Linked DNA regions of Mus musculus: region 1 is linked to region 2. The links are chromatin loops, found by intact Hi-C in ENCODE. Cell type or tissue: gastrocnemius. All regions are shown on one strand. Each heading gives the region's core, and the rest is flanking DNA. Links, peaks and the distances in the headings are about the cores only. Region 1 holds the start of Phtf2 (putative homeodomain transcription factor 2). Region 2 holds the start of Ptpn12 (protein tyrosine phosphatase, non-receptor type 12).

Region 1 (2,801 bases), core at 246-2,745, 170 kb after region 2:
ACCATTTTCTCTCTATGTGTTGGTCCAAGGCTAAGATTTGCTCAATAGATATTTCTCACTTAAGGTGGTTATATCTGTACACAGAAGGTGTTTTTTTGTTTTTGTTTTTTTTTGCCCGTATGATTCCGGATCCATTGTTGAAACCTTCAGAGTTTCTTTCCCCACACATGGAAATACACACCTGCATCTAGTAATTAGTTGTGCGTAGTAGACTCATCCAAGGTCCTTCCCATACCATTCCATTTCCCTTCTCCCGCTACTCTTAATACTTATAAATGAACTCTCCTTACCCGAAGACAGCTCTGTTTAACCAGCTCACAATTTCCTTCTCAAAATAAGTGGCCTCGCTGCTTACAACTTGGTTGACTTTAGGGCTCATCTGCCCTGGAACGTGAGGATCCTGCTAAACTATCCTGGTCTTTGGTTTGGAAATGCCCATGGTGGTTTCGCGGGAATATCTGGACTCTCCCAAACTCATGCTGGAATTTAATGCGTTTTTTGCAAGACGCATCCCATAGCCGTCGTGCAAACGCGCCCGCACGCAGCATGAAGGGGTGAGGTCACCCGGAGGCAGCACGGACAGGACAAGGGCCGAGCTCCCGACTCACCTGGTAGAGCGGCTGGCCGGAGAGCCGAGAGGGCAGCGAAGGTCGGGAAATCCGCCAGTTTGGATCCTAATCCTCTTCCACACTTTTCCCCCCATTAAATTCTTAGGCCCTCACATGATAATTAAGGAGAAGACATAGTTCCGCCTCTCCAAACAGCCGCAGCTGAGGCCCTCCGCACCTCAAGGTTCCGCCCACATCCGGGGCTGTTCCCGCCGCCCTTGGCCTATCCCGGAGAGCAGAGCGAACGGCGTTCGGCGCTCACGGGCCCGTTTTTCTTGTTTATTGGTTCATTTGGCCGCCAGTAACTGACTGCCCTCCGTTTTAGAGCGATAAAAAAGGGAGGCAATGACCGCGCCCCCTGGGCCCGCCCCTTAGTCCTATAGGTTGGTAGAAAAGTCAGTTTTCCGATCACGCCCGCCGTCGGGCCCGCCCTCGCTCGCCGGGACCCTCCCACCCCTCTCGCCCGGTCCCGTAACCTGCGGGCTGCGGCGCAGACTCCGTGGTCATGCGAGGAGCCGCGGAGGAGGCGGGGCGTCCCGGGAGGCGGAGCGCGGTGCGGGCGGCGCGAGCGGCGCGAGGGTGGAGGCAGCGCGCCGCCGGCGGCGGGGCTGTAGCTCTTTGGGCTCCAGCGGCGGCACTAGCCTTCGCGACTCTGCGCGTCTCCTAGCCGCTTCCCAGCGGCGCGGCGCCGGCGGCTACGGTAGGCGCCACAGCTCCATGCTCGGCGGGCCATGTGGAGGTCGCCGCACTCTGACAGGATCCCAGGGCTGTGCGGACCGGGCGGCGGAGCGGCGGGCGGGATGGGGGCGCGGGCTTCGTGGTCGCCGTGGCGCCCCCTGCCACGGGCACCTGCGGGCCCCGCTCGGCCGCGGCCCCCTCCCTTCGCCGGGGCGCGGCGGCTGCGGGCCGGAGCTCGGCGCGGTGTGGGCGCGCGCGCCCCTGCGCTCCTCTGGCTTGGGGTCGCGCGGTCCCCAGAGGGCGTGTGGGGGCGGCGGGTGGCCGGGCCGGGGCCCACGCGAGGTCCTCTAGCGGCCCGAGGCGCGCGCGGGCTCGCGGAGCGGTCGCCCTGCGTGCAGGCACTGCCCGCGCGGAAGGGCAGCTGCTGCTCCCGCAGCTCCGGCGCACGGGAGTTGCGGCTCCTACAGCGACCGCGGAGGGGCGGCTACCCGAGTCTCGCGCGTGGGCCTTGGCAGGGCATTTCAGGTCTGCAAACAATGCAGTGGTCCATAGGCATGCTTCACCTTGTTTCCGCCTCGTGTTGACAGCCAGCGTTCTAGTATTGTTCTGGTATTGTGCTTTCTAACTCATCACTGCCTTGTTAAACTTCAGGAATCATTTTGTTAACCATTTTATTTTTGTCCGGAGAACACCTGGGGACTGTATTAACATGTGCTACTGGGAAAGTACAATGTGGAGCAATTAATCTTCCTTGTGGGTTTTACATACTTGGGTGTATGTAAATTAGGTATGCAATTTACAATTGTTTTGTCAGTGGTAGACGTTGCTTACTTTGATGTTACTTTACGTGTAATACTTTAGTAATTTTTTATTGCTTTCATCAAACATTTTTAAGCGTTTCTTGCCTTTTTTCTTTTTCCGAGTCTTTGATTTTAAGTGATTATGAATTTGCTAGGTACTTTTGTAAATCGTTTTTCCTAACACTGGACTTCCACGTGCACTTTAGCTCAAGTCCTAACTTAGGTTTGGTGTACAGGCTATAGATTAAAAGGGAAAGAAACGGGTGTTTCTGTGAGTTTTATGATTCAGACTCTAGACCCCAGAGGAAAGAAATCAGGAGGTCCGGGTAGACTGAGCCATGTCTGGAACCAGAAAACAAGGTGGTTCCAGGAAATTTCTTAAGTTTTTCCCTCTTTGGAAGTAGTCTGCCTCCTGCACAGGGAAGCAGTTGAATGCATTAGATAGTATCAGAACTATCTAATGTTGGGTGGCGAGGATTCTGAGTTTTAGTATATTGTAGTAGATCATAAAAATGTATTTATTTCAAGTGCATCTAACTGTGTGGGCAGTCTTGCATAGCCAAGCTTGCAAGAGTTAAATATTTTAAAGGTCAAATTGGCACTGGAGAGTTGATGCTAAAAATAAAGATGACCTGAACAGTTTTTAAGTGGAAACCTTTTTGGCTTGTTCAGTTTATGTATAATTGTAGGGAATATGTAATGCATATATCGTCAC
Region 2 (2,801 bases), core at 60-2,559:
TGGTGGCTCACAATCATCTGTAATAGAATCTGATGCCATCTTCTGGTGTGTCTGAAGACAGAGACAGTGTACTCATATATATATAAAATCTTTTTTTTAAATATATGTATTTATTTTATGTACTCATATACATAAATCTTTTTTAAAATATTTATTTTATGTACTCATATACATAAAATAGATCATATGGAAAAAATATGCCCTACAAAACACTAGGGCAAATGAGACCCAGCCTGTTACCCATGAGACTGCCAATAGTTGGTATAAAGCACACACGTATACTGTTTGCTAATCACTAACTGGTTTTTACATTCTTGGCTATATCAAAAGTGTAGGTGATCACTGTGGCCCATGTCTATGCTCCCAGCACTTGTGAGGCTGAGGCAGGAAGACAGCCATGCCAGCCTGGGTTACTGAGTGAGACCCTGGCTGAGAGAACCCAAAATATAGAGACATAAATAAAAGTTAAAGCATTTCTGCCATTTACCTATTTGTCCCCATCGAGCCTGAATCTTTTGCTTACATTCAGTGAAATTTAGCCTGTGTAGTGGGTTAAATTACTACAGACACTCCTTTCAAAAGTTTATTTTAGTATGGAAAGCATCTCTTGAAATGCTTTGAGAGAAGTGAGTTGGTACATATCAGATGCATTATTTCCTGTATTTTATTTTAAAGTGTAACTGTATATTGCTACTCACATGTGTTGTCTTCGATTTTCTTTTTAATTAAATTTCACAGTGCGGCCAAATATCGGTTTAGGAAATGTTTCCTGCATTGATATTTCCTATCTTAAGCATATTTCCTGGCAGCCTGTTCTGTGAAAACATGTTTTTTGTTTGTGGGTGTAGGTGACCAAAGTCAGTCCATGGATCAAATCCCTCAGTTGTGCAACTGTGTACTACTACAAACTCTCGTCCTTTCGAGAAAAAGTAAAAGTTAGAGTCAAAGTAAAAGAACCTGCGTTTTAGTTCTGACTCCACATGAACATGTTGGGGGGGTGAACTTTGGACAAATCATTTCTATTTATGAAAGGACAGATTGCATCAGCACGCTCTCTGTCTGCTAAGAGTCACAAATTCTATTCTACGAAAGAATGTCACCCATTCAACTCTGAAACCGTGAGAATTTAAAGATAGGAAGCAATATTGTCTTCCTCTTGGCAAAAAAAGGTGCAATGAGAAAGATGCATTACGAATTAAGAGCTTTCCCTCACTGGGATTAGAAAGATTGCGAAGAGTAAACCCTTTCACTCTGGAAACTATTGGCTTCTCCTAGCCAAAGTGCCAAAGCCTTGGGAGACCCTCACCAAGGCATTCGTAAAGCGAAGGTGAAGGCTCTACTACAGTTCCCAGCATACCTCTGTCCCACCCTGCTCCGGGCACTCCTGCAGGCGGGTCTTGTAGTCCCAGCCCGCGGCCGGCAGTAGCGCTGAAGCACTTTTGGAATCAGCTTTCCCTCCCCGCCAAACCCGGAGGCCGCAAGCCCCATCTGAAGTTTACTGTCTGACCCACTGGGCTTGGCCGGGCTTCCAGACGTAGGACGTCCACCAGAAGCCAGCCTCACCGCAGCGAGCGGCGAGCGCCCTAGGAGAGGGCCACGCCCCGGAAGCGGCTTCCAGCCACTCAGAGCGGGCGGGGGCGGGCCCGGGCGGGCGTGCGGGGGCGGCTGGGTCTTCGCTCTGGGGCGGGGCCGCCGTACGAGCCCGCGCGTCTGGGTGGCGGCGGGGGCGCGCCCGTGGGGAGAGGCGGCTGCGGCTGCTGGTGGGGGGTGGGGGGGGAGGCAGAACCGGGAAGGGGGCAGGGCGAACTGAGAGCCGTGTTCCTGAGGCGGCGGCGTCTCGGACTGAGGAGGGCGGGGAAGGAGGATGGGGCAGGCTGGGGGTTGGGGCCGGCGCTAGCCCGCGGCTCGCCTCGTAGTAGGGGAAAGCGACGCTGCTCTTTAAGTTGCGCGGGGAGCCCGGCCGGTGCCGCCGCAGCCGCAGCCGCCTGGCGCGGCGGGGAGGGAGGGCGGGCCGGAGCGAGCTGGGGAAGACGGAGCGGGCGCTGCGGCGCGCGGGCGGGCGGCGGGGGGGACGCGGGAGGATGGAGCAAGTGGAGATCCTGAGGAGGTTCATCCAGAGGGTCCAGGCCATGAAGAGTCCGGATCACAATGGGGAGGACAACTTCGCCCGGGACTTCATGGTGAGTGTCCGTTCTCGCCGGCGCCTCGTGTCGCCAGCCGCCGAGCTCCCCTCGCCTCTCCCGGTCGGTCGGGGCTGCCAGCGCTTTGTGTGCGGTGCGAGGACAGGCGCGGGGCGCGCGCCCAGCCGCGAGCGCCGTCGGCGAGCTTGCGGGAGGCGAGGTCACCCCCGCCCCTCAGCCTCTCTTTTCCGCGGCCGCTACCTGCGCTCCCCGGCCCAGCCCGCTCCGGCCCCGCCGCCCGCGACTACCTATTGTCTCCCCGGCCGGGCGGCGGCGGCTGGAGTGCGGGCTCGCCTTCCCACGCCTGCCTTCCCCGCCTGCCCCTCCGGGGAGGGTCGAGGCGAGCTGTCTGGCTGCGGCCAGCGGAGCGGCTCGAGGCTGCCGGAGAGCGAGGGTGTAGAGCATTAACTCGCTGGGTCCCTGTACGGATGCCGGCCTTGGTCCGAGTGGACGGCAGGACGACTCCGTGTCTGGGTTCACAGTTATTAGCTCAGCGCTTGCCAGAGGCTTGACCATAAGGAATCTCATGGTTTACCTGATCTCCATTTATCTGGTCAGGTTTCTTTTCGTCCTGAGACCCAGGTTTGAGGTGGCTGTGAGGCCAGTGTGACTTTAGATCGA

What was found. Hi-C counts contacts between places; a loop is a spot of excess contacts. Peaks named below come from ENCODE experiments on the same cell type or tissue, not always from the same donor. Only the 100,000 strongest peaks of a DNase experiment are listed, where the experiment ranks them.
Region 1: a loop joins it to region 2, with 5 times the contacts of the local background. A loop is called at or near these places in 6 of 42 quality-filtered maps.

What each region holds. Positions count from the first base shown.
Region 1 is chr5:20,880,463-20,883,263 of GRCm38, reverse strand. It overlaps Phtf2 (putative homeodomain transcription factor 2), which reads left to right and starts at 1,140. Exons shown (of 18, transcript NM_172992.3): 1 at 1,140-1,308. Tmem60 (transmembrane protein 60) reads right to left here and starts at 811. Exons shown (of 2, transcript NM_177601.3): 1 at 609-811. In gastrocnemius, for the core only: a CTCF peak has its summit at 1,221; DNase peaks (open chromatin) are centred at 1,017 and 1,637; H3K4me3 peaks cover 2,500 bases; H3K27ac peaks cover 2,500 bases.
Region 2 is chr5:21,055,028-21,057,828 of GRCm38, reverse strand. It overlaps Ptpn12 (protein tyrosine phosphatase, non-receptor type 12), which reads left to right and starts at 1,918. Exons shown (of 18, transcript NM_011203.3): 1 at 1,918-2,180. The coding sequence starts at 2,082. It overlaps Gm42221 (a long non-coding RNA gene), which reads right to left and starts at 1,762. Exons shown (of 4, transcript XR_880864.3): 1 at 1,358-1,762. In gastrocnemius, for the core only: a CTCF peak has its summit at 1,405; DNase peaks (open chromatin) are centred at 1,633 and 2,486; H3K4me3 peaks cover 2,147 bases; H3K27ac peaks cover 2,392 bases.